2 separate regions of the Homo sapiens genome follow, and region 1 is linked to region 2. The links are chromatin loops, found by intact Hi-C in ENCODE. Cell type or tissue: gastrocnemius medialis. All regions are shown on one strand. Links, peaks and the distances in the headings refer to the core of each region. The heading gives the core; the rest is flanking DNA.

Region 1 (16,355 bases), core at 5,858-13,857, 70 kb after region 2:
CCAAGGTGTGTTGTTTCTTCCTTCTGCCCACCTCACCCCTTTTCCCACTCTTCTGTCTGAATGCTGGGAAACCAACCCCTCTGAACTTGGCTTTTCAGCTTCTTGTGGGCTAGCTTCAAGGCACGAGAGGATGGATATCAGGAGGAGAGAGGGGTTAGGATCTTTCTTCCCCTTTCCTTCCCCATGTCAGTACCCTGTTCAGACAATAACTGTGTCCCTCCAAAATTATAGCTACTGAGCTCTGATCACACTCTTTTCTCTCCTTGCTCCTTCAAGAGGAGGGGCCACAATGGTTTTCTAATCTTGCTAATCTCTGAGTGCCTCAGCATCTTTCATGTTGCCTACATTTAATGTGGTCTACAGCTCTGTAAAGAGTCCTTGCATTGGGCCGGGCGCGGTGGCTCATGCCTGTAATCCCAGCACTTTGGGAGGCTGAGGTGGGCGGATCACAAGGTCAGGAGATCAAGACCATCCTGGCTACACAGTGAAACCCCGTCTCTACTAAAAATACAAAAAATTAGTTGGGCGTGGTCGCGGGCGCCTGTAGTCCCAGCTACTCCGGAGGCTGAGGCAGGAGAATGGTGTGAACCCGGGAGGTGGAGCTTGCAGTCAGTGAGCCGAGATCGCGCCACTGCACTCTAGCCTGGGCGACAGAGCAGACTCCGTCTCAAAAAAAAAAAAAAAAAAAAAAAAGAGTCCTTGCATTTACATCTTATAAAGCAGGCCTTTGAATGAACTTTTGTGTCCTGCTGTGGCCCTGACTGATGCACAAGGAGTTAGGCTTGCCTCGTCTAACAACAGCTGCACGGCTTCTGGGGTTGGACGAAGAGTGAGACTTACTATTTTACTATTATAATTCACGAAACACGAAGAAATCCATGCTGATCTGAAGAACGCTTTTTTCTTTCTCTTGGTCTTCAGGGGGCAAGATTAGGATTTATTGTCCAGTTTTATAGCTGCAGTTGACTTCATATCAGACTTTAAATCAACCAAGAAGGTAGTCTAGCATTTCTAATGACATTATCTCTGGATAGCCTGCTGAAGAGTTCTTGGGATTAGGAAATTGGCCCAGGACGCTACTTCCAGAGCCTTTTGGGTTGGAATGTTTCAGAGAAGAAAAAATAGAGTTGCCGTCTTGGAATCCAGCACTAGTTTATTGATTTTATATGACTGACATCCTGGCTCATGTGTGCTGGCTTTGAACGTTACAGGATGCTCCCCTACCATTCCCATGAATTGGTTTATTATATTTTCTTTCTGATTGTCCTGCCCACCCAAGATGGGATGAGATTGTTTTTATGCATTTTCCCAACTTCGCTGGCAAAGTACAATTCACTAAAACCCCAAGAGATGGGAGCAGAGTGCACCGTCAGTCACTGTAGGGCCAGACAGTCGTTTGTGTGATGAGTTTCTTGTTCTTACTACTTCATAATAAGACAGTGACTAACTAGTCTTTGATTCCTGGTTCTTAGTGATTGTTTTTCTTCTCAGCCACCCAGAGGGTTGCAAGTCCCTGACGATTCCTTCTTGAACCGCCTGTCACTTGTAACTCGCCAGACTGAATTTTCTTTCTTGAAAACTGAGATTTAGAACTCCTGGGCATGTCTGGAGTTTAGATCATTTCTAATCACAAATTAGAAGTAAATTGAAGAATGGTCAAATATAGCCCAAGTCTCAACATCAACCCTTATGTGGGTCCAAGGTCATCCTTTACTGTGGAGAGAAATAACCTATCACATGGTTTGCCTTATGTGAAAACACTTGTGCTTAGGCACTGAAGACATCAGCCAACCCACAATTACAATTCATATTTTCATAAAATAATTTCAGCTCTTTAAAACTCATATGAGCCACTCTACTTTTCGCTTCCAGTATCTTTCTTAATTTTTATTACTTCCAGAAGATTTGCAGTTCCAGAAAACTCCAGTAATTTCTAACTCCCATGACTTTAAGTATATGTCTAAATTTTTGTTTTTTTCCTAATTGAAGCCAGTTTGGACAGAAATTTTGTTGGAAACTCCAGGTTTTATGGTACCGGGAGCAAATGCTCTCAATGCTAATTCCTCTGTTAGTTTGAATATTTTTGCATATGCTTGCCTTAGTTTTTACCAAAGTTATACATAACCAGAGTTTAAGCGAACAAGCTGGTTGTGAAAAACAATAGGCTCTACCCCCCCTTTCCCCTTATTTTCTCCTCCCAGAGACACCACTTTTCCTACTTTCAGCAAGTAAGGAAGTTTTACCTCCATTTCTCTGAATGGCTGCTTGTCTTTCTACTTTTCACCTTTTCAGTTGTAGGTGATCTCTCTCCTGCAAAAGCTGATCATTTGACTGTTGCTTCCGCCCCCTCTACCACCACGCAGACTCTTCCTATTCTCCCAACTCCCAAAATAGTTCTGTTGTAGAATAATTACCTCAATATTCACCATTTACATGTAAATGCTAGTCACAGTGGTGCCATCCATGTAGTAAATTATGATCATTTTTTGTCTCTGAATAAACTTTTGTTTTTCTTGGAGTTAATAATCTTTTTCTCTTGATTTTTTTTTGGTCTTTTTATTAATTCCACTCAAAAATTTCCCAAATTGTCTAAGTTTTCCCTCAAGACTTTCGGATACATCAGGTGATCTATTAATTTCATTTTTCTAGAGCCATCTCTTCTAATTTCCTCTACACTGGACTTCTTGTCTGCACTGGGCACACAGCTGGTCTTGGGATTTCTCATCACCCATGCTTTGCCTCTTCCTGTTCTGATTTCTCTTTTCTTTTACCCCATGTCTTCCTCTTTATTGGAATAAACTGCTCCTTTTGGTGGAACTCATCTTTTGTTAGCTTTCTGCAAGAGGCTGTAAGAGCCAAAAAAAAAAAGTTTGAGAACTTGTACATTTAAAAATGCCATTATATGTCCTCATGCTTGATTTACAGTTGGGCTTATGTAATTTTAAGATGGAAAACATTTTCCTTTAAAATTTTAAAAGCCACTGTTCCATTGCCTTCTGGCTTCCACTACTGCTGTTGAGATCTCTGAAGTTACATGGAATTTCTTTTTTCTTACCTTTAGAAGTTTTAAACCTCTTCTCTTTGTCCTGGAATTCTGAAAATTTCGGACAAAGTGCCCTGGTATGATGGTGCTCTTAAATTGCGTGGCTACTTGGCTGGCTCTTTCCATCTGGAATCTCATGACTCTTCGTTCTGAGAGATTTTGTTACATTATTTCTTTGAGGAGTCCCTTCCCTCATTTTCTTTGTTGACTTTTTATGGAACTCCAATGTTTTTTTTTTTTTTTGAGACGGAGTCTCGCTGTCGCCCAGGCTGGAGTGCAGCGGCGCAATCTCGGCTCACTGCAGGCTCCGCCCCCTGGGGTTCACGCCATTCTCCTGCCTCAGCCTCCCGAGTAGCTGGGACTACAGGCGCCCGCCACCTCGCCCGGCTAATTTTTTGTATTTTTAGTAGAGACGGGGTTTCACCGTGTTAGCCAGGATGGTCTCGATCTCCTGACCTCGTGATCCGCCCGCCTCGGCCTCCCAAAGTGCTGGGATTACAGGCGTGAGCCACCGCGCCCGGCCGGAACTCCAATGTTTAACTTTTATTTTATTTATTTATTTTTTTTGAGACAGAGCCTCGCTCTGTTGCCCAGGCTGGAGTGCAATGGTGTAATCTCGGCTCACCACAACCTCCATCTCCCAGGTTCTCCTGCCTCAGCCTCCCAAGTAGCTGGGTTTACAGGCACGTACCACCACTTCCAGCTAATTTTTGTATTTTTAGCAGAGATGTGCTTTCCCCATGTTGGCCAGGCTGGTCTTGAACTCCCGACCTCAGGTAATCCACCCACCTTGGCCTCCAAAAGTGCTGGGATTACAGGTGTGAGCCACCGTGTCCAGTCCAAATGTTTGACTTTTAAGGAAAGGGGAAATGAAGAAACTTCTTGGATGCCTTCTTTACTCTGGCTGTTTAAAGATCCCAGGAAAAAGAATTAGTAGGACAGAAAACAAAATTCCAATGAAAGTCAACAAGAGAACACAGGGTGCAGGGAGAATCATAATTCATCCAGTTCTTCTCCATTCCTTGTGATTGAAGTAATTGGACTGGAATAAAAGAGAAGAGGGATTTTGGGTATCTTCCTACAACTTTCTATTGGGGATAGTGAGGAGTGGAAGTGCAAAGAAACAAGACCATCTTCTTCATCTACCTTTGGGGCTTTACAAGTGAGCAATGTGTCCCAGCAGGGAACTTGGATAGTGGGAGGTTGGGTGAATGGTCAGGGAGTGAAACCCTTTTGGTATTGTCTGTGGTGAGCTTGTTAAATCTTTGAATTCAATAATCACCTTGAGCTGAGGCTTAACAGGAAGAGAGGTGCCAGCAGACAGGGCTGGAGAAAGGAGAATCAATGAGTGAGAAGAGAGCAATGCCCATCACTTATCCTTCATTTTTCCCAATTTTTGAACGGGATGTTCACCGATGTTCACCATCATTGGCATCCTCTCAGACACACACATACACACCCACACACACAGTGAGGGGTTCACACCGACATTAAAGTGAAACTGAACAGAACCCAACATCCACACATCTGTAGTGTGCAGCACACGCACACACACACACACACTCACCGTGTGACACTGATATGCTAAGTCTCTGTTGTTGCTTAGCACTTTTTTTTTTTTTTGAGACGTTGTCTTGCTCTGTCACCCAGGCTGGAGTGCAGTGGCACAATCTCGGCTCGCTGCAAGCTGTGCCTCCTGGGTTCACCCCATTCTCCTGCCTCAGCCTCCCAAGTAGCTGGGACGACAGGCGCCCGCCACCACGCCCAGCTAATTTTTTGTATTTTTAGTAGAGACAGGGTTTCACCGTGTTAGCCAGGACAGCCTCGATCTCCTGACCTCGTGATCTGCCCGCCTTGGCCTCCTAAAGCGCTGGGATTACAGGCGTGAGCCACTGTACCCAGCCATTGCTTACCACTTTGTTAATGCACCCTGTATAGCCAAGCAACTGAGAACAGACATTGTGTTAAGCCTCGTTATGTGCTGTGCATGTTGCCTGGGCATTCCCTGGCCATCCCCAAGAATGCTTGTAGACGAGGGTCCCCATGTTTTCCCCTTAGGTCTGAGAGAAAGCCAGAAAGAAGGGACCAGTCATGCCCAACTGGTGTGTCAACCGGATTTGCCATGTCACTCATGAAGAACATAAGCTGGTGACCAAAGACAAGTGAAAAAGTGTTTCCTAGCTGGACAAATATTATTAAGAAAATTTTCTTCTACTTACCTTAGTATGAGTGAGTTGACAGATTTTCCCATGCAATTCACCACAATGTTTTCTTGGACTCCCCCACCACCCCATTTTCTACGAGACTTTCACAAACAAGTCAGTTTGTGACTTTAGTAAAATACGTCAAGAGACTGATTATGCAAAGAATTCCCTCTGGAAAGTTAAATGAGGATAAAAAGTGAGCCAGGCAGTTGAGGGAAGGTGGGATAAGAGTTGGGAGGGCATAGGGGAATTGTCTGTGGGAGGAGCAGATGCTGAAAGTCATATTCCAGGGCTTGCTTTGAAGCCGAGAGAGGCATCATGTGCTCAGCCTAAAAAGAGGGGAAGAATGTCTGTGCTCATGAACAGACCCAGCACAACACCACGGTCTGGTTCTGTGCCTTCGTAACTGGCTTTCTCCCATAATTCAATTTCAGAGCCGGTTGAAGGACGATGTTAAATAGAAACAGGATTCTGAGGCTGGGCGCGGTGGCTCACGCCTGTAATCCCAGCACTTTGGGAGGCCAAGGGGGGCGGATCACCTGACCTCAGGAGTTCGAGACCAGCCTGACCAACATGGAGAAACCCCATCTCTACTAAAAATACAACATTTAGCGGGGCATGGTGGCGCATGCCTGTAATCCCAGCTACTCGGGAGGCTGAGGCAGAAGAATCGCTCGAACCCAGGAGGTGGAGGTTGTGGTGAGCCGAGATCATGCCATTGCGCTCCAGCCTGGGCAACAAGAGCAAAACTCTGTCTCAAAGAAAAAAAAAAAGAAAAAGAAAAGAAAAGAAATAGGATTCTGGAAAAAAAAAAAAAAACCCAAGCAAACAATAATTATTAGGCAATCATATCATAATCAAATACCATTCTTTAATTCTGATGGTTTCTTCATGAAAAGTTTCTGATATTTCATCTGAACTGCATTAAAATGGTCTTTTTCTAAGAATACAAGCATTTTTAAAAGTAGTTTCAAAAGTATAATTCCCATTTTAATGTAACACGCTCAGTTTTAGAAAGTTTATAGCTGTATGCTCCACATTTTATTTATTTATCTATTTTGAAAGAGGGTCTCACTCTGTCACCCAGGTTGGAATGCAGTGGCGCAATCTTAGCTCACTACAGCCTCCACCTCTTGAGCTCAAGCAATCCTCCCACCTCAGCCTCCTCCCACCTCAGCCTCCTGAGTAGCTATGACTACAGACGTGTACCACGATGCATGGCTAATTTTTTTAAGATTTTTTTTTAATAGAGATGGGGGTCTTGCTATGTTGCCCAGGCTGATCCCAGACTCCTGGCCTCAAACAATTTTCCCACCTTGGCCACATAAAGTGCTGGGATTACAGGCCGGAGTTGTCGTACCCAGCCACGTTCCACATTTTAGTTCTAAGGAAATGGAGGTACTGGAGCTGGAGTTTCGCTTCAACTCTATTACCAGCTCTTGGAAGTAGCTATTTCACGGGCACCTGGCAGTCAGTGTGAGCACAGAGGCTGCCTCCTGCCACTGGAGTATTGAAGTTCCTGCCATCTCTTTCAAGTTTGCTTTTATGTGTCTTCATGTAATAGCTTTGTTGTTAGTGTGCTTTAATAAGGAGGATGGATACTACTAATAGTCAATAGGTAGAATGCATGCTTCATCCTAGGCCCTTTTCTCACACTCTCTTGCATTTATCTCACTTAATCCCCACACAGACTTAAAAGCTTGGTGCTGTCATTATCCCCATATCACAGATGAGGAAACTTGCCCACAGTCCTGGGCTTAGTGACCGTGGAAGCTGGGATCAAACTTAGGTTGGCCCCATGGAACTTACCAACTTACTGACAGATTGCTGTTTTGATCCTTATGGCACCTCAAAAAACAGCCGGGAACAGCACAAGTTGTATCTGCCATGGTGAACAGAGGAAAGAGATTCTCCATCCCTCATACCTAATTCCACCGCAATCTCTCCTTTTATGTAGGAGAGATTGCTCCATTTATGTAAACCTTGCCATCAATGTTTACTTTATAAATCGGGCTTTCATTCTTTTGTTAAAAAAAAAAAAGTCCATACATCATTTCTCCTTTATTATGGGGTACATAACCCTAAAAGGATGAGATTTAAAAATCACCATCAAGTTTCATTAAATAAAAACATTTAGTGAGCAACCAGACTGCCCAAGAGGCTTGCAAGGATTTACATGCATTCCTTCACCAGTGACTTGATCCACTTGGAAGAGTTATTTTTATATCTACGTTACTGTTACTGCCATCTCTATTTCACATCCGCTGGAGAATACAGCTTTCCCAAAAGCCTGGGTTACAAGGTCAGAGAAATGGAACAAGTTCAAAATGTACAGCCTTAGAGACTATGTGAACACATATACCAAGACTTCATTTTTTTTTTTTGAGACGGAGTCTCGCTCTGTCGCCCAGGCTGGAGTGCAGTGGCGCAAGTTCAACTCACTGCAAGATCCACCTCCCAGGTTCACGCCATTCTCTTGCCTCAGCCTCCCGAGTAGCTGGGACTACAGGTGCCTGCCACCATGCCCGGCTAATTTTTTGTATTTTTAGTAGAGACTGGGTTTCACCATGTTAGCCAGGAGGGTCTCAATCTCCTGACCTCATGATCCACCCGCCTCGGCCTCCCAAAGTGCTGGGATTACGGGCATGAGCCGCTGCGCCCAGCCCCACCAAGCCCTCATTTTTGAAGTGAAATAAAGGAAAAGGCTTAAATAGCGTGAAAGCGAATGAAGTCATAATAAAACAGCTAATCTCTATTGAGAGCTTTCTCATAACCAAGGCTTTCCTAAGAGCTTTCCATGAATTAACTCATTTACTGTGTATAACAACCTTACTATTGACAGTCTGCCTTCAGATCCCAGCTTTGTGACCCAAGGCTTTGTGACTTGGAGCCACTTCACTTCTCTTGGCCTCAGTGCCTTCAATTATAAAATAGGAAAAATAATCATACCCGTTTCTTACCATATTTTATGTGTGCTCTCATTTAAGCTCATGGTAGTCCTGTGAGGTGCAGAGATGGAAGAGATGAAAGCTTGAAGGCTTGAGTTTCTGATAAAAGTTTAAAGGCCTGGAGTAACACCCCACAGCTAGGAAGTGGTGAGTCTAGTACCCCACCCTCACTGCACTTGAACCAGAGCGTGCACACTCCCAGCCACTAAGCATTCGCCTGAGTGGAGGCTGAAATGATCTGCTGTCTGCAGTAAGGCCACAGGAAATGCTCTTGGAACCTGGTCTCCATGAGATATCTATCAGGAACTTTTCACAACACCAGAAATGAAGGAAATTCTCATTTTTATTTTGATATATTATAAGCAAATATGTACGTTTTGGCACAATGAGAAATGTTTAGGAATTTTGACTAAAAAATTCTTTCTGGCAAGATTCTTTAGCCACTGAAATTTTAAGTGGTACTTACGGTTGTATGTATCTGACTCGCATCTGGGTGGCTACAACCAATTACCAACTACTGACAGCAAAAGAAAGACTTGCAAATATGATTTCACATCTGCATTTTTTATTTTATATTTAGCTCTTTGTCTTATCATGTTTGTCTAACTGTAGCTCTCTCTCTCTCACTGACAGGGTAATGTCTTTAAAATCTCACTACACAAAGTACTGGCTTTGTGAAAAGGCTCTGACCTATTTTGCCCTGCCTGGATTGGTTTTAACATCATGTAGATAGTAAGTAACAAACTCATTAAACCATTTCCATTCTTGTCTTAGGGGACAACGTGGTGCCCTCCCCTTTTACATGTTGCTTCTCTTATCAGCTTCACTGGCTTTGTCTACTAACCCCATGCCTGGGGAATTATAAGGAAGGGATTCGGGCACCGTGTTGTCTGCGGCATGAATCTTGCCAGGCTGTGGCTGTCACCAAGGTTATTGGACACTCCTCCCTGAGCAGGACCCACCTGGGAGGCATGCAGATGACAAGTGCCACTCAACCTTTTCCTCAGTGCCTGCTGGGCCCCGTGTGCATGTTCAGGTAATGAGAGGAACCTCGGAGCAAGTGGAGTAAGTGAGTGTGGTCACTCCAACAACAGACCAACCCATGAGAGGTCTGATTTCACGTTAAAATGGGAAATATTTGGTTGAATGGAATTGACGGAAAGGCAGGAATAGCCTTTCTCATTCCCTCATGGATAGAAAAAATGCACAAACCACGTTATCTGTTGGGTTGCATGGAATCGCTCTGACTGTTTTATTACCACCATTCACGTAGCATTTTATGTGAAAGGGAATGCTGGGCGCAGTGGCTTACGCCTGTAATCTCAGCACTTTGGGAGGCCGAGGTGGGTGGATCACCTGAGGTCAGGAGTTCAAGACTAGTCTGGCCAACATGTGGAAACCCTGTCCCTACCAAAAATAATAATAATAATAATAATAATAATAATAATAGTAATAAATTAGCCAGGCGTGGTGGCGGGAGCCTGTAATCCCAGCTACTGGGAGGCTGAGGCAGGAGAATTGCTTGAACTTGGGAGGTGGAGGTTGCTGTGAGCTGAGATTGCGCCACTGCACTCCAGCCTGGGCAACAGGGCACCACTCCGTCTCAAATAAATAAATAAATAAATAAGAAAAAAAGAAAGGGAATGCAGGTGTGAAAGCTTCCGATTCGTCACCTAGCAAAATTACACTGAAAAGTCCCCAAGCTCTTTGAACCAACTGCAAGGTCGTCAGCTTGTAGCCTCAAGTCCTCATGATCTATCCCATTACTTCATATCTCAAAAAGTCTTAATATGTGTTTTCCACAGTGATGGCCTCTCATTGGCCACCATGTCACTCTCACCTCAGGGTAAAGAGGTTGTGTCATGCGGCTTAAAACCTGGGCACATAGATGGTTACTTTGGCAGCGTTCTTATATAAACAGATGAAGACAGCTGATAACATTAGCAACTTCCTGTGTCATCTCGTTTTTCTCGGGCACTTGCTTCTCTGAGATTATTTATGTTTTCTGTATTAGTCCATGGCAACCGCTTAACACAGCTGCACCAAATGTCATTCCCAGAAAGATCAGTTGCTTAGTCTCCTTGCCTCCATTCTATTTTGGGAGTGGCATGGACTTTTGGCGATGCCCAGTTGAGCTCTTGTCCACATCAAGTTATGAGCGGTGGTTTGTAAGAGAGTTTGCCCCTTGGCCTTGGTCTTTAGGAGAAAAAATAAATTCTATTCATTTACTCACATGCCATCATTACTCATATTTAAATTCTAAAAGATTAAAAACAAGAAACATTTTTTTCTGCATTAAGAAATCTAAAGTTTTAAAAAATCTCTAATAATGAACTGAGGTAATACATGCATTGATAAACAAAATGGAAATAGTATAGAAAAACAGAACTGATAAACTGATAAAAACATAACTGATAAACAGCTGCCTCCATTTCACACTTCCTCACCCTAGCAACTCCTAGATCATCCCAGAAAACATTTCTACTTTTATTCCTGTTGGTTGCCTACAGAACTCTAAATAATATATTTTCACATCTCTTCTTTGACCTTTTTAAAAATTAGCCTTTTTTTTTTTTTGAGACAGAGTCTCATTCTGTCACCCAGGCTGGAGTGCAATGGCATGATCTCCGCTCACTGCAAGCTCTGCCTCCCGGGTTCACGCCATTCTCCTGCCTCAGCCTCCCAAGTAGCTGGGATTACAGGTGCCCGCCACCACACCCGGCTAATTTTTTGTATTTTTAGTAGAGACGGGGTTTCACCATGTTAGCCAGGATGGTCTTGATCTCCTGACCTTGTGATCCCCCCGCCTTGGCCTCCCAAAGTGCTGGGATTGCAGGCGTGAGCCACTGCGCCCAGCCTAAAAAATCAGCCTTTTTTTTAACACAGCTTTATTGATGGGTAATGTACATATCATAAAACTCACTAAATGTGTAATGAAATGAATTTTAGCAAAGTTACAGAGTTGTGCAAGCATCCCCACAGCCCAATTTTAGAACACACCTATCACTTCAGAAGATCCCTCTTGACCACTTGCAGTGATTTCACTCTTCAGTCCCAGCCACAGGAATTCCTAATTTCTTTACTGGTTCTATAGATTTGCCTATTGTAGACATTTCATAAAAATGGAAATAACCAATCAAATTCAGACAATATTTATTGACTTTCTGATACAAAAGATAAAGATTTATCTCGCTTATAGAACTGCCTTCCCTGTCTCTATTTTCCCCAATTTTTGGTAATTATATATTATTTTAAAAATTCCTATGTTGGCTTTTTTCTTTTTCAGACGGTCTCACTCTGTCACCCAGGCTAGGATGCAGTGGCGTGATCTCGGCTCACTGCAACCTCCGCCTCCCGGATTCAAGTGATTCTCCTGCCTCAGCCTCCCAAGTAGTTGGAACTACAGATGCACACCACTGCGCCCAGTCAATTTTTGTATTTTTAGTAGAGACGGGGTTTCACCATGTTGGCCAGGCTGGTCTTGAACTCCTGGCTTCAAGTGATCCGTCCGCCTCAGCCTCCCAAAGTGCTGGGATTACAGGCATGAGCCACCGCACCCAGCCTATGTTGGCTATTTTTGTCATTTTAAGCAATATATTCCTTCTATTTGTGTGCGTGTGTGTGTTGTTCCATAAGCCTCTGTCAACGTCTTTTGCCTCCCTTGCTCCATATAAAATGCCTTACATTCCTCCCTCTTTTCCCCTACCCTTATTCATGGAATAACTGTGAATCATTGTTAGGACTTTATTGTTATGAAAGCCAATAATCTTTTATCTTTTATTCTACAACTACAATTAAGTCTTACATGTCTGTAGGTTGATTCTAAAAGTAGAAAACTAGAGCAGCCTTTATGATTTTGTCTACATTGCTCAATGTAGAGCCAGGGCTGTGCCAGGATGCCATTTCCTTCCCTCCATGTCCTGTGCATCTGTCATGGTGCTCCTGGGGCGATGCTACTCACTTCATAGTTAAGCAGGCTCCCTTCCCACATCCTTCATCAAATGCTCCATGTCACAGTAAAATAAGGGTCACACGTGAGCCATTTCTTTATACCTTGTTTTAGATGATTTTTCCTCTAGTTTTAGATGATTTTTTTATCCTTCCTATTGGAAAAGGATAAAAAATCTTAGGAACTTCCATTGTGTCCTAAAATTTATCTGCCTTCCAATCACACTACCATGTGAAGTCCTTCTTCCCCAGAGTCCTTAATTGTTCTGAATTTAAGTGGATTTTCTCTGGGCTGAATGCACAAGCCTTCAGCCTGAGTCTTCTGTTCACTGGGTTCCTGGAGCCAGTGCTAATCTCCAAAATGTGTCCTTTCTTGGTTTCCATCTTCTTTGACTGGAGTATAACCTCCAGTAAACTCCTGGGGAGGGGAAGAAAGGTATGAGAGAGGTGAATTTCCAGTATCGCATCAAATGTATTATTTTCTCTTTCATCATTTATTGTTTGTCTACACCTATTATTGAACTTTCAAAATTGTTTTCCCTCTGAATTGGAGGGTATTGCTTCAATGTTTTCTAACATTTTGTGCTGCTGATAAGAAAACTCTGCTGCAGTCTAGCTCCTGCTCCTTAGCTGCTGGGCTGTTTTTTGCCTTTGTAAGATTTTTAGGATCTTCCATTTATTGTTAGTTACTGTTCTGAAGTTTCACAAAGATGCATTTCAGGCTTCTTTATTTTTATCCTGCTTGGAATTCAACCTCAAGACATAACATTTTTAGTTCTGAGAAAAGTTTTTAAAAAATGATTTTACAAAAATCACACACAGACGCACAGATGATTTCCCTTCATTTCACTGCTCTCTCTTTTAAAAACTCTTGCTGGTCTAATATTAGATATCCTGGATTACTTCTTTCTTGTAGTTTTTAAAAAATATTTTCCTATCTCACTCAGGAAATATACTTTTTCACCTTGTATAAGTTATTTTTTATCAATTTTAAAATAATTTCTTTGAAAGATTTTTTGGGGGGAAGCAATCATATTTTTCATTTCCAAACAATTTTTCTGTTCTCTGATCTCTTTTCAAGACATTCTGTCCTGGTTTTTATGTTTTAAATGAAAAATTACTTGAATCAGATAAATTATTTAAATTCTCCTTTGTCATCTCTAATGACTCAATTCAATTTTCTTTTAAAGAATTACTTTATGGGGGGCTGGGAGGTGGCTCATGCCTGTAATCCCAGCACTTTGGGAGGTCAAGGTGGGCGGATCACTTGAGGTCAGGAGTTTGAGACCAGCTTGGCCAACATGGCAAAACCCCATCTCTACTAAAAATACAAAAATTAGCTGGGCATGGTGGCAGGCACCTGTAATCTCAGCTACTCGGGAGGCTAAGGCCTGAGAATCACTTGAACCTGGGAGGTGGAGATTGCAGCGAGCGGAAATCACGCCATTGCACTCCAGCCTCGACAACAGACTGAGACTACGTCTCAAAAAAAAAAAATTCTCATCTGTTATCTGAATATTTTTCTTTTTCTGGTTTTTTTCTTTTTCTTCTCTTCAAGGTCACTTGCTCTGTTTACTTTCTTTTTTTTCTTTTCTTTTCCTTTCTTTTTTTTTTTTGAGATGGAGTCTCGCTCCCATCATGTAGGTGGAGTGCAGTGGCATAATCTTGGCTCACTGCAACCTCCACCTCCTGGGTTCAAGCGATTCTCCTGACTCAGCCTCCCAACTAGCTGGGATTATAGGCATGCGCCACCACACCCAGCTAATTTTTGTATTTTCAGTAGAGATTGGGTTTTGCCATGTTGGTCAGGCTAGTCTCGAACTCCTGACCTCAGGTGATCCACCTGCCTTGGCCTCCCAAAGTGCTGGGATTACAGAAGTGTGCCACTGCACCCTGCCTGACTTTTTTCTGAATTTGTTTGCTGATCCTTTCTTTTGTTTTTCAAGGTCTTAAAAACTTTTCTTTTGAGCTATTGACAGCTTTAACAATTTAGTACACTCCTGTGAACAAAATTTGGAACACATTTGTTTCTCTCTACCTGATTTCTCCAGAATTGTAAAGTACTTGCGAGTATTCTTAACTTACAGCAACACAGTTATTTGCATAAGTGCAATAAGAATCTGTTTTCATTTTAACAGGATGCAATTGGAGAAATTGGTTCTTTTACCAAGGCTTTGACTGGAATGGTGTGCTTTCCTTTAAGGAATCAAACTTGACTTATAGAGCCAATAAGACCTTGGAAAAATTAGCCTCATATTTTGTGTACACACTGTATAGGGTTTCTGACCCATGGTAAGTAAAGAATGTCACTTACTGACAGGCACAGAAGTCCCAGGTTTATCTTGAAACCCTGACAGCAGGAAATTTCACCCAACTCATGGGTATTTGATAGCACAATCCATGGCTGGGCTGGGCTTTAAGAAGTCTTATCTGAGATTCCTCTTATGGAACAAAGTTCCATCAAAGCCAATTTAAAAGCCTATGTAAAAATAATAATTATTTTTGCTGCACTGCATACAAATACTTAGGCCAAGTATAATAACCAAACCAGCCCTACCATGATTTATCTTTAGTAAAATGGGGAACTGGAGAGAGAAAAAAATTATTTCAAAATGATTATATATCTGTTGTTAGATTCTAGTCTTGCCTAATGTTTTTTTCCAATTTTTATTATTTTCTACAGTTTGGACCAAATTCTAATTTTTCTTGGCTACAAGTCTTCAAAATAATGTTTTCAATTTTTTTCCGTCTCTTTTTCATTTTTCCTAATTTGAAGTCACTGAAAACTAAGTTGTTCTTCTTTAAAACCCTGCAAGCTGGCCGGGCGCGGTGGCTCACGCCTGTAATCCCAGCACTTTGGGAGGCCGAGGCGGGTGGATCACGAGGTCAGGAGATCGAGACCATCCTGGCTAACAAGGTGAAACCCCGTCTCTACTAAAAATACAAAAAAATTAGCCGGGCGCGGTGGCAGGCGCCTGTAGTCCCAGCTACTCGGGAGGCTGAGGCAGGAGAATGGCGTGAACCCGGGAAGCGGAGCTTGCAGTGAGCCGAGATTGCGCCACTGCAGTCCGCAGTCCGGCCTGGGCGACAGAGCGAGACTCCGTCTCAAAAAAAAAAAAAAAAAAAAAAAAAAAAAAAACCCTGCAAGCTGAAGACAGACAACTTAAACTTCGGCAGAAAATAACAGTAACCTGTTTACATACATAAGGCACTTTCATGCCTGCCTACTAATGTATGGACTTCAGAGTAATGTGGCCCATATCAAATTTTTTTTTTGAGAAAGGGTATCTATCACTCTGTCACCCAGGCTGGAGTGCAGTGATGCGATCTTGGCTCACTGAAACCTCCGCCTCCTGGGTTCAAGCGATTCTCCTTCCTCAGCCTCAGAAATTTGAGACAGGTCTCAGTCTCAAATTTCTGAGGCTCACACTCCTATGCAAGGAAGGAAGGCAACATGTTTTCTAATGCCACATGAAATTAAAGCACAAAATGAAACTTGGATGCTTGAAAGAACAGACTTTCTGTAAGTTATTGTGACATGCTCCATAGTTTATTGACAGCAGAGTTGGTGATGATATTGATATTACACTGTCAAAATGTATCACCAAACATCTTTAAATTTGATAAAAGATTGTGAATTTTTGTTTTCTATCAGGAGAAGACAACATATAGGAAATTCATGGATCCAGAATCCATTTCTTTCATCAAAAGATAATTTAAACTTAACTATAATTTATGGATAAATTATTGAATCTGACTACTAATGAACAGTAGAAGATGAATTTAGAAATATAGTATCATTTACATTACTTTGAATGAAAGTTTAAAAATGAATATTCTGAGCTTAATAAAATGTTTTAAAAATCTCTTCTTCCACCTTATCAACATAATTCTGTGAGGCTAGTTTTGTACAGTGTAGATTATAAAAACACAACATTAAAATAGGTGACAGTAGTAAAAATGGCAGATTAAGAACATCCAAAATTTTGTTCCTTCGTAACAGTAATGAAAAAACTGGCAAAGAAAAGCAGAATCCATTTTTTCAACTCTCTTGGCATTAACCAAAGACTTTCAGCCATCCAGGGAGCATTTATTCAAGAAAAATATCTGAATCTTGGTAAGAACTGTAATCTTTACAACATTTGAAACTTACCTTAGGCCCATCTCCCACTCTTCAGCTCAGCAATAGCCTAGAAAAATAACAACTGCATT
Region 2 (16,355 bases), core at 3,143-11,142:
TCTTAGTGTGGATATATATTTTCATTTTTGTTAAGTAAATATGTAGGAGTAGAATTTCTGGATTATATGGTGTATGTATGTTTAACTTCAAAAGAAACTGCTGGCTGGGCGTGGTGGCTCATGCCTGTAATCCCAGCACTTTGGGAGGCCGAGGTGGGTGGATCACAAGGTCAGGAGATCAAGACCATCCTGGCTGGCACGGTGAAACCCCGTCTCTACTAAAAATACAAAAAATTAGCTAAGCGTGATGGCGGGTGCCTGTAGTCCCAGCTACTCGGGAGGCTGAGGCAGGAGAATGGCATGAACCCATGAGGCGGAGGTTGCAGTGAGCCGAGATTGCGCCACTGCACTCCGGCCTGGGCAACAGAGAGAGACTCCGTCTCAAAAAAAAAAAAAAAAAAAGAAACTGCCAAATTGTTGTCTCAAGTGTTTGTTCCAGTTTACATTCCTGTTGGCAATATAGGAGATTTCCATTTGCTCTACATCCTTGGCAAAACTTGATATTGTCAATTTTTGTCATTTCAGCTATTTAAATGCAGTCTAATAGTAGCTTATGATAGTTTAAATTTGCATTTTGTTGATGCTAGCACTCAATTTATATATAGAGAGACACTTTACTTTTTAGAACAGTTTTAGATTGACAGAAAGATTGAGCAGCTACTACAGAGATTTCCCATACATTCCCTGTGCCCCACTCAGCTTCCCCTAGTATTTGCATCTTGCATCACTGTGATATATTTGTAATAATTAATGAATCAATATAGGTGCATTATTAACTAGAGTTCATAGTTTACACTAAAATTCATTCTTTCTGCATATACTTCTATGGATTTTTTTTTTTTTTTTTTTTTAGATAGAGTCTTGCTCTGTCACCCAGGCTGGAGTGCAGTGGCGTGATCTTGGCTCACTGCAACCTCTGCCTCCCAGGTTCAAGCGATTCTCCTGCCTCAGCCTCCCGAGTAGCTGGGATTACAGGTGTGAGCCACCACTCTCAGCTAATTTTTGTATTTTTAGTAGAGATGGGGTTTTGCCATGTTGGCCAGGATGGTCTTGAACTCCTGACCTCAAGTGATCTGCCTGCCTTGGCCTCCCAAAGTGCTGATGTGAGCCACCGCACCTAGCCAGACTTCTATGGATTTTGCCTAATATATAATAACATGTGTTCACCATTACAGTTTTGTACAGAGTAGTTTCACTGCTGTAAAAATCCCCTGTGCTCCACCTATTCATCCCTCCTTCCCCTAGAGCCCCTGGCAACCACTGATGTTTCTAAAGTCTCTATAGTTTTGCCTTTTCCATAATGTTATATAGGTAGAATTATATGGTATGTAGTCTTTTCTGATTGGCTTCTTTCTTAGCAGTATGCATTTAACTTTCTTCTATGACTTGCTGTGACTTGATAGCTCGTTTCTTTTTATTGTTAAGTATTCCATTGTCTGTATATAGTTTATCATTCACCTATTGAAGGACATCTTGGTTGCTTCCAGTTTTTGTGATTATGAATGAAGCTTCTATAAACATTCATGTGTAGGTTTTTGTGAGACTATAAGTTTTCCCTAGGAGCATGATTGCTGGATCATGTGGTAAGACTGCAGTTAACTTTTAAAGAAACTGCCAAACTGTCCTCCAGAGTGACAACAACATTTTGCATTTCCACCAGCAATGAATGGCAGTTCCTGTTGCCCTGCAGCCTTGTCAGCATTTTGGGTTATCAGTTGCTGTTGATGATGTTTTTAATTTTAGCCACACTAATAGGTGTGTAGTGGTATCTGTTTTAATTTGTAATTCCCTAATGATGTATGGTGTTGGGCATATTTTCATATGCTTATTTATCATCTTATATCTTCTTTGGTGAGGTGCCTGTTCAGATCTTTTGCACATTTTAAAACTGGGTAGTATGTTTTTTTATTATTGAGTTTTAAGAGTTCTTTGTACATTTTGGATACAAGTTCCATATCAGATATGTGTTCTATAATACTTTCTCCCAGTCTGTGGCTTGTCTTTCTAGTCCCTCAGCACTGTTAGCTTCAATTCTTAAAGGTCCCTCAGGCAAAATTGGAAATTAGAAATACTTATCCAAATTACCAGCTAATAGAGCAGCTAGTGATTTAAACAATCTGTCAAATCCAGAAGGTGCCAAAGAAGCAAACTGTCTGTGAATCGGGCAAAACTATCTGTTACATGGTGGTTCTGATACTGACAACAACAGCAACTACCACAACAAGGACAAGTTAATTCAGCAGATACACACATGCACACCCTGCATCAGTGATGGAAAGGGTGCTTTATGCTGGAAACTGCCGCAGACCATCCAACTGCACCCAGCTGCCTTCTGCTCTCCAACTTTTCATAAGTGACTCCAAGTCACTCTTACCTGCCATATTGCCCTCTAAATACTTTACTGAGCCCAGGCTAGTTTTCAGAGAAGCTATCCAACTCATGTCTTATAATTAATCAAATGTTTTCCATTTCCTTTTCTGCCTCCTCAGCATTTATCCTGATTAATATACCAGGCTAATTACGAATCTTGGTTCTCAGTAGAGTTTGATAATGCTAACAAAAACTGTTGGTGAAACAGCAGGAAAATGCAAAAGGAGGCACTAAGAAACATCTTCAGAATAATACTACCACTACCAAAAAAAGATCTGCGCTTCATCAGGAAGTAAGTTAGATAAAGACAGGCACGCTCTTAAAAATTGATTCAAGAAATGCCTATCTAAATAAAGTCAAAACATTTAATAATGCAACCACCCATCCAATGGAAGGGCACCCAGCACATAGTTGGGGCATTAAATACACAGAATAGTTAGAGTAACTGGTGAAAATCAGGAACCCACAAAATCTATTTTGGAGGAAAAAGGGAAAATAAAGTGGTCCTGCTAAATAAAATTGAACTGTAGTGTCAGGAGGTAATATAGATGGAGAATCCTTCAATTTCAGAGAATGAGAAATAAGAGAATGTTTACAAATACAGCTTATAGTATATTTTGAAAAGAAAATTCCTAAGGCCAAATTAGATTTTTTTTCTCCTCTAATACACGATAGAAAATAAAGGCAGTTTTAACTGTGTCAGAAATCCTATTTGGCACCATACTCAGCTTATCATAAAATTGCTTTGTAAAAACTTTTTGTTTTGAGATAATTTTAGATTAAAGAGGAATTGCAAAAGTAGTAGAGGACGTTCTCATATATCCTCCACCCAACTTCTTTGTATGTGAACAGGTTACATAATTATAGAACAATTGTCAAAATACTAATCTTGGTACAATACTGTCAATTAAACTACAGAATCTATTCAGAAGATTTACAGTGAACCATTCTATGGGTTTTGACAAATGCACAGTCATGTGTCCATCACCATGGTTCCATCACCCCCAAATCTCCTCATTCTGTCTCCCTTTATATTCAACTCCTCCCCACCTTTGTTTGTTTTAAGATGGAGTCTCGCTCTGTTGCCTAGGCTGGAGTGCAGTGGCACAATCTCAGCTCACTGCAACCTCTGCCTCCAGGGTTCAAGCGATTCTCCTGCCTTAGCCTCCTGGGTAGCTGGGATTACAAATGCCCGCCACAATGCCCGGCTAATTTTTGTATTTTCAGTAGAGATGGGGTTTCACCGTATTGGCTAAGCTGGTCTTGAGCTCCTGACCTCAGGTGATCCACCCACCTCGGCCTCCCAAAGTGCTGGAATTACAAGAGTGAGCCACTGCGCCTGGCCTCCTCCCCACCTTTCTAACCTCTGGAAACCACTGCTCTGTTTTCTCTCCCTGTTGTTTTGGTCTCCCTGTGTCAGATTGCTAAGTCATATATGTGAAAGATATAGGTTGTTTTATGAGAATCTTCTGAGCTGTTTTCCAAAGTGGCTGCACCATTTTGCGTTCCTTCCAGTTATATATGGTATTCTTTCTTCCTCAGGTATCAGATTATTATAAAGCATATACTATGGCACAGTTGCTATTTCTCATCAGCAGAAATTGACTACTTATGGAACATTCTTAAGTTTATCAAGGTTACTTCCTATCTGCTGCCTGAGTCTCAGAGTTTAGTTTATATTTATTTTCCAGCTTTATAGGTAATTGAAAAGCAAGTAAGAGATACATATATTATTGGATGTAAATATAAGAAATTTTATGAGAGGAAACTGTTTTAGTCAACTTTTTACCTTCCAGTGTCCTAGTTAGGTAGGCAGATGGCCTCTCACATGGGGTGGCCTTGGCTTGAATTCCAGTACTTATGTGTGAACTTCTGAGTATGAGTAAGTTACTTGAAACTTCAGCTTTCTTGTTTCTAAAATGGGGATGATAAGAGTACCTACACCGAGGGTTCTTGTGAACACCAGAATAGTACTGACATGCAGTAAGCATGGAACACACTTTAACTCTCAGCTATTTAAAGTGTTGCTAAAAAAAATAGCCTTGTCATCTTTGATTGTAGCAGGTGAGAAAAAATTGTTTCCCATCGGAAGAGAAAGTCTCTGTAATTCTGTTTTTTCTAAGCATTTCTCGTGTTGAAACAAAAAAGATATTTTGCATTTTGGCAAACAACATGTTTCATAGCATTTGAAAGTGGAATTTCACTTTCAAATCAAAAGTTTGACTTTGAAAAAAATTATGTAAAATTAAATAGTTAAAGCAAGAAGCAAAAGCCTTATTCTCTATACATATGAGAAATCCGAAGTGTGTTAGGACGTTTTTCAGAGGGAATATTTTGTTCATGTTAAAATTCATTGTTACATATACACCATTCTTTAGATGAAGGTATGAAATTACAATTGAGATTCTCTCAAAATAGAGAGAGAGTACAAAGTTCAGTGGTTGACAGGGACCTTCTTACACAGGTATAGCTAGACAGTAAGCGAGTCTTCCACTATCGCAGGGGCAGGGAGCCCCAAAAGACAGAAGGATGTTTGGTGCTTGGTCCTTCAAGAGTACATGAGCCAGGGGTGTAGCAGAGGCAGGCATCTCCATGGAGACAGGAGGAGCACCTGGGAACACAGGAGAGGTGGTCTGTGTGTGGTGGGGCGGGGACAGTGTTGGGCAGGGCAACATTTTGTGATTCTGCTCTCCTGGAGTGGTGCGGCCTTCCTAAAGACAGAGCAGAGACCCGAGGAGCTGGGGAGACACAGGACTTCTTGCACTATGTCTAAGGGGGGGGTCATCTTGAAGGGCCGGTTGTGAAACAGGTGAATGGTAAATATCAACGAGCAAAAGATGGCGGAAGTCTCGCTGGTGAAGTCAGGAGAGTGATTAAAGGGGAAGAGCCCCAAGGCCCACTATACATGGGACTCCGGCAGGAGAGGCTGTGTGGGCAGAAGCAGAAGGTGTCCAGCCCTGCCTTGAATGTCTTGATGATATGACAGCTTATTTGGGGTCTCTAAGAGGCTGAGGATACTGGGGAACTCTCAGTTTCCACACGGTATTCTGCTTGACTAGCTGCCCTTTGCCGGGTGCTCTGCAGGCTCTTAATCAACTCCCCCAGTTCACAGGCCGGGAAACCAGGGGTCAGAAAGGCTATGTCACTTTCCAAGGTCATGTGGCTGAAATTGACCTCAGGCCTGTATGACTCTAGATCATACTATTTCACTATTATCTTCTGTTAATTAAATCAAATATATTTCTAAAAGGGTGTTTTAGTTTTCACAAGCACAGAGCTCTGCCACTGAAGTGTTAATGGCCTCTGTAAATTGCCCTGGGCTTCTTGGGCCACAGAAATCGGCTACAGGAGGCTTATGGACTCCCCCTTTTAAAAATGTTTAATTTCGAAGGCTGAGGCAGGAAGATTGCTTGAGGCCAGGAATTTGAGACCCCGAACTCTACCCAAAAAAAGTGGTGAGTGCCTGTAGTGCGTGGTGAGTGTTTGTAGTCCCAGCTACTTGGGAGGTTGAGGCAGGAGGATCTCTTGAGCCCAAGAGGTTGAGGCCGCAGTGAGCTGAGATTGTGCCACTGCACTCCAGCCCAGGCAACAAAGCAAGACATATCCAAAAAAAAAAAAAAAAAAAAAACCACGGTTTAAGGTTTAATTTCAAGCATTTTTTTCTTTTTTTGTGATTACAAAACAGCATATTTTATTATAGAAAATTGAACGATTACGGAAAAACAAAGTAAAAAAATTACCAATCTCACCCACAATTCTAATTTTCTTCTTTAAAAAAAATTATGTAAATTTAAATAGTTAAAGCAAGAAGCAAAAGCCTTATTTTGCGCCCAGAGGTAACCCCTGTCAACAGCTGTTGAACACACTTCCAGACAAATATTCTTTGGATTTGAGAACACGAGCATAGCTCAGCAACTCCTGCCGCAGCAGTTCTTCCTTACTGGCAAATACTGGAGAGAGGGAGGTAGCCGTGCTGTGCTTTCTGCCAAGGGTGTTCTTTCTCTCTTATTTATTTAACCTTCTCGTTGGTATCTTAAGTGCTACTTCAGTGTGATATTTAATACGTGAAATGCGTTTCTGCTGCTTTATCTCACAATTGTATCTATGTGCAAAGCTTTATGAAACAAATACCTCTGACAATCACCCCCTTTGTTGGGAATGTCTCTGACACTGGGGGAGAAATTGCAAAATAAGATGCTGTCCTCAAATGAGGTTCCTAAGAAGAAAGGTCTCTTGTGTTGGAACTAGAATAGAAATTGCACCATTTCCTCTCTAAAGGTCTAGCATGAAAAGAGAAACATGACTCAGAGATCAGCACATCAGAGCAGGAGTCTGTAAGAAAAAGTCAAAGGACATGCGCACAGAGAAGGCGAGCGCCTTCCTCCTCCCGACTGTTCCAATCCCATAGCACACGTCCACGCCGCTGAGCCAAGAGGGACATCTCCTCAGTGTATCTGTGCCGGTGTGTGCACACCCCTCACAGGCACCTCACACATACCACACATCCACAGACATGCAAACACAACATATACACATTTCACACACATACACACCTCACATACACCTCACACACACCACACACCACACACACCACTCACACACATACACATACAAATACACCATATACACATTTCACACACATAGCACACCTCACATACACTTCACACATAACACACACCACACACTACTCACACACATACACATACAAATACACCATATACACATTTCACACACATAACACACACACACCACACACCTCACATATATACACATACAAATACACCATATACATATTTCACACACATACACACCTCACACACATACACACCTCACACACATACACTTCACACACACACCACACCATATACACATTTCACACATATACTCACCTCACACACCACACTCACCTCACACACATACACACACACCATATACATATTTCACACATATACACACCTCACACACACACCACAGGCACTCCTCACACACCACACACCTCACACACATACAAATACAAACACACCACATAAACATTTCACACACATACACACATTCACACGCATACATACGCAAATACCTCCAACACATACACACACCTCACACACACCACACACCTCCCACATCTCACACCTCAACCCCCCACACACCTCGCACACACACCACACACACCTCACCCCTCACACACACACACCTCACACACATACACACACACCCCTCAAACACATACACATACAAACACACCACATACATATTTCACACACATATACACCTCACACATACACACCACACACTTCACACACCCCATACTTCACACAGACACACACCTCACACACCACACACATACCTCCCATACCACACACATGTATGCGAACACACCTCACACATACACCACAAATGCACCTCACACAGACCTCACAAACATACACCACACACCTCACACACTATACACACCTCACACACCACAAACACACCTCACACACCACACACACAAATAGACCACATACACATCTCACATATACACACACACCTCACACACACACAAACCACACACAGACACATCCAGACCACACACGCCACACACAAACCCACACACCTCACATATATATACACACACCCCACACACACCATGCAGACATGTAACACACCCACCTCACACACAAACACACCATACACATGCTACACAAACTCACACTAGTGTCTCCTTGTTTCTAACAGCAAAATCAAGCCATCGAGTCACCTTCAGAGTACTTAGCCTCTGTGCTGGAGGGTTTTCAGTGTTTGCATGCCTTCTGATGTCAATATTTTTAGATGATTGTTGTTAAGGTATAAATGATTTCTTTACACGTGACAGTGCAGCCTGAGCTCTCACCTTGGGATAAAGTCTCCAATTTAATTCACTGGATACATGCACACACATACCACATACCACATACACACTTCACACCCCACACCCCATGCATCACACATGTACACACCACACAAATACCACACAGAAACACACCACGCACATCACACAAACACTTCATATACCTCACACATGCACACACACACCTCTCACAGACACACGTGCACACATCTCATACAGACACCCCCTATACACCCCACACATGCACACACACCTCACACTATACACACATGCTACACAAAGACACGCTCCACACAAACATGCCACACACACCACACACACACAACTCACACACACATCTCACATAAACACACACTTCACACACCACACACGTACAAATGCCTTACACAGAAACACACACCTCACAGACACCTATCCCTCACACACTTCATACAGACGTATACAGTCACACACACAACACACACACCCCTCACTCACACACTATACACACCTCACACAGGTACACATACCACACGTGCCATACACACACTCAAGCACATGGACACTTTTTTTAAACAGGTGCTTATAATATCCTCTACTATATTGTTTTATAACCTACTTCTGTAGATTAAAGATATCAGAATGCTAGCATATTTCTTTATTGGTAGACATTATTTCCAACCGGTTATGGTGAACGACATCATAGTTCATACCTTTGTTGAGTGTGCTAATATTTATACAGGGAAAATTCCTACAAGATTGCTCGGTTTGATGGTGTGCACATTTGAAATGATATGGCACTTCCACTCTACTCTCAAAAAGGTCGGATCAGTGGATGATATTGCCAGCAGTGTGTGAAATGAAAACACGTTGTGGACGCAAAACCTCACCTTTGCTAGCATTGAATTTTATCAGTATTTTCAAATCCTTGTCAATTAAATAGGTGAAAATATTATCTCATTGTTTTAATTTGATTAATATTATTTTAATTTGAATTCTTTATTAGATTATAAGTGAAGTTAGACAATTTTTCAAATATTGACTGGCCATTTGTATTTCCACTATTACGATTTCCTATCTCTTTTTCTATTATTTAGCATGTTCTGACTGATTCGAAACAATTTTATTTATTTATTTGAGACAGAGTTTCATTCTTTTGCCCAGGCTGGAGTGAAGTGGCGCCATCTCGGCTCACAGCAACTTCTATCCCCCGGGTTCAAGCGATTCTCCTGCCTCAGCCTCCCTAGTAGCTGGGATTATAGGTGCCCGCCACCACGCCCGCTAGTTTTTGTATTTTTAGTAGAGATGGGGTTTTGCCGTGTTGGACAGGCTGGTCTCGAACTCCTGACCTCAGGTGATCCACCCACCTCAGCTTCCCAAACTGCTAGGATTATAGCACCCGGCTGATATTTATGTTTTAAGTAATAATGTAGATCTCATATATTTGCAAATATTGTCTCCCAATCTGCTGCTTGCATTTTAAGCTTGTGTGTGTGTGTGTGTGTGTGTGTGTATGTATATAACACAATCAATCAAATAGATTATTCTTGGCTCATGGTCTACTATTGTTCACGTACAGACTTTTTTTTCCCTGATTTGTTTTATTTGTTGTATTGTATTATATTGTATTTTACTTCATTTTGTTTTTCCTTCCATTCTCATGTTGAATTTTGTTTTCCATTCCCTTCCCCCAGTATTACTCATGTGCATTTTACATTTCTTTTTCCCCTAATTTCTGGATTTTGTGTTAGGATTAGGAAAGCCAGGACTTCTCTGAACTGGAGTCTCCTTGTCGGTAACAGCAAAATCAAGCCATCAAGTCACCTTCAGAGTACTTCATTTATGTGCTGGAGGGTTTTCAGTGTTTGTATGTCTTCTGATGTCATTTTTAGATGATTGTTTTTAAGGTATAAATGATTTATTTACACGTGACAGTGCAGCCTGAACTCTCACCTTGAGATAAAGTCTCCAATTTAATTCAGAAGTGCACTAGCTCATCACCTTTCCTAAGAGGGCAAACAAGCATTTCCTTCACCATGCCCCAAAGTCTCAGCCCCTTTGAATCCATTTTCCTTATGGTCACCATTAAGAATCATCTAAAATCTCCCACAAGATCCTGTCATTCCCTTTACCTATAGGGTGGAGCCCACACTTGCTTACACAGGGGCATGTCGTCTCCCCTCCACTGAGCCTCCAGCCTGGTTCCTTTGCAACTCTGAGCTTTGTATTCCACAAACCCTATATTGTTTCTCAACGTGCACCCAATGCCTCGCACAGTGCCCAACACAGGGAATACCTAAGGGTGGCATGTACTAGGCACCAAAAGAGCATTTGTTGAATGAATAAACAAGCGAGTGTGGATGCATGCATTTAGTTCCCTGTGTGCTGGCCTCTCCTCTGTGCCTTCCTGGCACTGCTTCATCCAACACCTCCTGACCCCCACGTCTCCTTGCTCTCCTTCCTGCCCAATTCTGTCCCATCCTTCAAGTCCTCCACATATGAGGAGCTGGTGATGCACAGGGGATTGCATATTTGTCATACATTGACAGCGAGATTATAAATTGGTACAGGACAATGTGGCTGTATTTTTGCATTCTAGTCTTGGGAATGCAACCTACATGTGCAAGGGTAATTAAGAAGACTGTCTTTATTTTTTTTTTTCCCAGAGACAAGGTCTTGCTCTGTTGCCCAGACTGGAGTGCAGTAGTGCAATCATGGCTCACTACAGCCTTGACCTCAAGCAATCCTCCCACCTCAGCTTCTGGAGTAGCTAGGACTACAGGTGTGAGCCACCACACCTGGCTGACTTTTTATTTTAGTGTCAGAATCTTGCTATGTTGCCCAAGCTGGTCTCAAACTCCTGGGCTCAAGCAATCCACCCACCTCTGCCTTCCAGGTAGCTGGATTATAGGAGTGAACCACCATGCCCAGCCATCCATTTCAACATTATGTGTGTATTCACCTTTGCTCTCAGTAGAGAAACTTGGAGATTAGAGAAAAAAATATCGCTCATGGTGCCATTTGCCCTGATGGCTCATGCAGAGGAGTTCTCAGCTAACTAACGTGGGGACTTCATGATGGAAATTCGGCCAGGAGAGAGCCTGGTGCACCTTTGACTCAGTTCAGCCAAGGTGATTGTTTTGTAAGGAGTACAGTCTGGGTCAAAGTGACAGAAGACGTGGGGTTGATAACAAATTCCTCATGTAGATTAATGGTAAGTTATGTTTTCTTTAGGTACTTGGGGGATTAATCAGCCTTAGCTTCACTGGTGGAGAGACAAGCCATGCCTGTTTGTGTCCCTCCCCCTTCCTTGGCACAAGGGCTTGTGCATTTTCCAGAGACACCAGCATGACACAGAGAGAGGGAGGCTGCACTGAGTCATCATCTGTGTCCTCCAGGGTGGGGCTGATGCTCCTGAGAAAGGTGCGGACAGGGGAAGGGAGGACTAGGGGAGGAGAGGAGGCATCAGGGATACCTATCCAGAATGTCCTCCGAAGGACCAAACAGAAAGACATGGACCCTCTTGTGTGGAACAACAGAGGGAACACACAAACGAACAACTCTTTTTTTTTGAGACGGAGTTTCACTCTTGTTGCCCAGGCTGGAGTGCAATGGCGCAATCTCAGCTCACTGCAACCTCTGCCTCCCAGGTGGAAGCGATTCTCCTGCCTCGGCCTCCTGAATAGCTGGGATTACAGGCATGCGCCACCATGCCTGGCTAATTTTGTATTTTTAGTAGAGACAGGGTTTCTCCACGTTGGTCAGACTGGTCTCGAACTCCTGACCTCAGGTGATCCACCCACCTCAGCCTCCCAAAGTGCTAGGATTACAGACGTGAGCCACCACACCCAGCCACGAACAACTCTTGACCGCCACACCCCTCCATTTCCTCCCCTTTCTTGCCTTTAACACTGAAACACTTTAGGGTACTTAAAATGCCTCCTTAGTCTTTCAGGGGAAGTATTACTCAGGTACTCTGGAGGCCAATGTGTATTTGATCAGAAGAAGGTCTTAGGATCATACTGTTTTTTTTGGAAACAGCATGGGCCCTCATCCATGGTTTTCTGAAAAGCACCAGGCAGCCTGCTGTAGACCACCGGGTGAAGAGTGTGCTGGCCAGTGGAGGATCCCAGACCCCAGCGGCTAAATGGACGACCTCAATGACCCATCCCCATGTTCCCTGGGGGACAGGCAGATAGCCCCACTGGGACCAAAATGAGAGGAGAGGCTGTCTTCCAGATTACGTTAGCAATTAATAAAAATTAGAAACAACCTAATTGTCTAAAAGCCGAGAACAGTTAAATTGCAGAAATACATACTGTGTAGCTATTTTAAAAAATGAACTGGTTACGTAGGAAGGATGTGTATTTTTTTGAGTCTTTTAAAAAGGCAAGTTGCATGACAATATGTATGATATAAACCCATTAAAAACTCTATAGGAATATTTATTATGTATTTGTATATATATGGAGAGAAGTAGGACAGAAGGATGCTTAACAACCGAAAAAAAAAGACTGATCTGGAAGCTTTCCCTAACCTCACCAGGGTAAGGTGCCTCTTTCCTCTGTTTTTTGAATGCTCTATCATACACTTAACCTTGCTACACCATCACACCTACAGGACAGCCCTATAAATTGGTTTGTGTTGCCACTTTGCACATTAGACCCTGAGCTCTTTGAAGGCAGGAGCCATGTCCTATTCATCTTTGTATCACTTCTATCTAGCTCAGTGCTGGGGACCAAATAGGGAGTGAACAGAGCATAAGTCCAGGAGGTGAGATACACAATTCATTACCGTAAGATGCAGCTCACACACCACAATCATCTTGTCACTTGGAAATGTTTAGGTGTGAAAGGAAAATAAAATCTCAGGACCCAAAACTCACTATGCCAAAGGGAAAAGTGAAGATTGGCAACTGAATCATATAAAACTGCCTTCCTTTTGTTCCTAAACAGAGAGCGGTAATCATAGAAGACCACCTATCTACTCAGGTGGGCTCCCTCACAAATTGCTCACAAGAATTCCCTGTGGGCTTGCAAATCTTTCAGAATACATACCCCTCCCATGAACCAACCCCAAACAGGGTTCTGTTGAATATCATCCTGACAGTGTAAATTAACAGCTTATCTTTACATGTACAGGACAAAGACAAGACTAGAAATCAACTCTCTGCCCGCCAAAAGCATATTTGACTTCTTCCTCTACTCTGTGTTTACTTTATCCTATGTAAAGTGCAGATTTACCTAGCTTGGGATGAATGCATTATTGACAGTTCCTCTACTCCCTCTTTTCACATGTAAAATGTGGATTCAGTGAGCCCCATCAAAGCCCCACAAGAATGTAACTTTTGCTTCATTATCTAATCTTTCCTCTTTTTTTCCTTTCCTCCTTCCCCTCCTACCCACTCTTTCCCCTTTAAATGGTGAAGTCCTCACAACCCTCTTTGGAAAAAACACAGGCCACAGATCCTATTGTAACTTGTGTCTCTTTTTCCTGGGCATGTGTTCAATCTTGGCAAAATAAATCTCTAAATTAAATGAGACCTGTCTCAGTCACTTTTTGGTTTACATAGGTAAAGAAGAAATAACCATAGTTTAATTTTTGGTAAAATGTTTTGTTTAGTAAGAGTGTCTCCAAACTATGTTTAGCATGGTTCTTGACAGCTCAGGAGCTTCCTGTTTCAGATTCAGGCATGCCCCGTCGGAGGCTTGATCTAACTGGAGAATTTGTATTGAGCAGAGCTGTTCATTCATGTGTAGGGGAGCAGAGCTGTTCATTCCTGTGTGGGGGAGCAGCCTCCCCTCTCAGCCCAAGCATCTCATTGTATGAAAGGCAACAGATGGGTTGACTTTTGCTCAGGCCTTGCTATAAGGCCTTTACCATTAACAAACCTAGTTTAGAATTTTAAGTAAATCCATCCTAAGCAATAATAAAAGTGTGAGACTTTGGAAATCCAGCCAAGGAAAAAAAAAAAGTCCTAAAATTTGTTTGTCATAGCTTTTAGGAAAAAAAGAGAAATGGAAACTACTGCATTTTTTAAAAAATGAAAAAGGATTCCTCTGTAAGCTGAGGTAGGAGGATCACTTGAGCCCAGGAGTTTGAGGCTGCAATGAACTGTGATTGCACCACTGCACTTCAGCCTGGGCAACTGAGCGAGACACTGTCTCTAAAGGAACAGAAAGGTAATGCTACCTGATAATAATCAACCCCACTTCGGTGAGAACCTAGGTTTTAGTCTCTGCTCTGTTTTGTGCATTTTGCAGAAGTCTCTGGCTCATGCATTTTGTAGAAGTCACCTAGCCTCTCTGATCAGAGTGGATCACCTCAAGCTTGCCTCTGTTTCTTAAAATTCATGATTCTAAACTCTGTACTCCTGGATTAACAAATGTGCTGCATATGGAACACATAAAGTGACAACAACTGTTCAAATGCTTTTCTGTTTGCAAATTTCTTTCTTTTTTTTTTGAGACGGAGTCTCGCTCTGTCATCCAGGCTGGAGTGCAGTCGCACGATCTCGGCTCACTGCAAGCTCTGCCTCTGGGTTCATGCCATTCTTCTGCCTCAGGCTTCTGAGTAGCTGGGACTACAGGCGCCCGCCACCACACCCGGCTAATTTTTTGTATTTTTTAGTAGAGACGGGGTTTCACTGTCTTAGCCAGGATGGTCTCGATCTCCTGACCTCATGATCTGCCCGCCTCAGCCTCCCGAAGTGCTGGGATTACAGGTGTAAGCCACCACGCCCGGCTTCTGTTTGCAAATTTCTATCTTAGCTTTGCTACATAAATCATATTCTTCCAAAAAGTAGGCATACTGTCATTGATGGGACCCCTAAAGATGTTAAAGAATTTGGGTAACGGGTAGAAGGAGGTGAGTTGTTAAGTACTGAATGATGGGCTAATAGAGGCAAGAAAGACGTAAGACACAGCGATCTGCAAATAGAAATTGTTCAAGGTTACTTTCTGCTAGGGGTACAGTGGATCTAATGCTTCACATTGTGTAATTTTGCAGAAACCTCAGTAGTTCTTTGCTGGAAATAGATCCTGATCTTCTGGCTACATTGTTCATTCTTTGGTGTTACCTTTACTGTTTCACATTATGTCACCTCCAAGCAGGCAAAATTGGGCTTGCCTTCCTCCCTGTTAACACCTTTTAAATATTTGTAGACTCTTATCAAGTACCAGGTATCCCCTCTCCACCAATTCTTGACCTGCACTGCCAGGTCTTTTGATCTTAATGCACAAGTCATTCCTTTGATCATTTTGGTGCCTTGTTCTGGATCCTCTCAACTATATCAACTTATTTCTGTTAGCAAATATTGCTCTGAGCATTCCAACTGGAGTCTCTGGAGAAGCAGATTCCAGAGAGAACATTTTTTTTAGTGTTCCGTGATGTAAACTCTGGAAGATCCGAGCCAACTCAAGACTTTCTTTTTGACTATAACTAAAGTTATTTCAAACTTACAGTTAAATAAGTAGCCCTTCAAGTTCCTGTCAATAATAAAATGTGGGACAGCAATAATAAAATGTGTTCCTATCAATAATAAAACATAGGATACCTATGGGTTAACAGAAAGGGCCCTCTGTTATCATCTTTGGATGATGAATTTGTCTTCACCCTCTTCTGATTTGCTTTACTGGAGCCAGCCACATATCTCAATTGAAACAGATAAGTTTTAAAATATAAATAGCATTGGGAGAGTGTTACTCTGAACATTTTCATTCCCCTAAATCCAAATGCCAAAGCCCTAAGCCCCAATGTGATGAAAAAAAAAAAAAACCTATTTTTGCTGCTATAACAGAATACCTGAGACTGGGTAATTTATAATTAACAAAAATTTATTTGGCTCATGGTTCTGGAGGCTGGGAAGTCCAAGATCAAGATCAAGGGGCCTGCTTCTTGTGAAGAACTTCTTGCTATATCATCCCATGGTGGAAGGCAGATGGGCATGAGAACATGGGTGCACATGAGACAGACAAGCTCACTTTTATAGGAAATCCACTCTCTCTCAATAACAAACCCACTCCAGTGATAATGACATTAATCCATTCATGGGGGCAGAGACCTCAAGACGTAATCACCTCTTGAAGGTCCCACTTTTCAACACTGTTGCAATAAGAATTACATTTCCAACACATGAACA

What was found. A loop is a pair of places that touch in the nucleus more often than their neighbours do. Peaks named below come from ENCODE experiments on the same cell type or tissue, not always from the same donor. Only the 100,000 strongest peaks of a DNase experiment are listed, where the experiment ranks them.
Region 1: it touches region 2 in a loop (7-fold over the local background); 4 of 110 quality-filtered maps call a loop at or near these places.

Annotation. Positions count from the first base shown.
Region 1 is chr13:23,482,441-23,498,795 of GRCh38, reverse strand. It overlaps LINC00327 (long intergenic non-protein coding RNA 327), which reads right to left. Exons shown (of 3, transcript NR_038995.1): 3 at 11,332-12,561. Among named protein-coding and RNA genes, the nearest start is that of LINC00327, 21 kb to the right of the region's middle. RefSeq lists an enhancer at 5,803-6,303. In gastrocnemius medialis, for the core only: no CTCF peak of the experiment used is centred there; a DNase peak (open chromatin) is centred at 10,105; H3K27ac peaks cover 1,417 bases.
Region 2 is chr13:23,549,414-23,565,768 of GRCh38, reverse strand. No RefSeq gene overlaps it. Among named protein-coding and RNA genes, the nearest start is that of TNFRSF19, 13 kb to the left of the region's middle. RefSeq lists enhancers at 3,635-3,864, 5,095-5,274. In gastrocnemius medialis, for the core only: no CTCF peak of the experiment used is centred there; DNase peaks (open chromatin) are centred at 6,298 and 6,748; H3K4me3 peaks cover 576 bases; H3K27ac peaks cover 3,259 bases.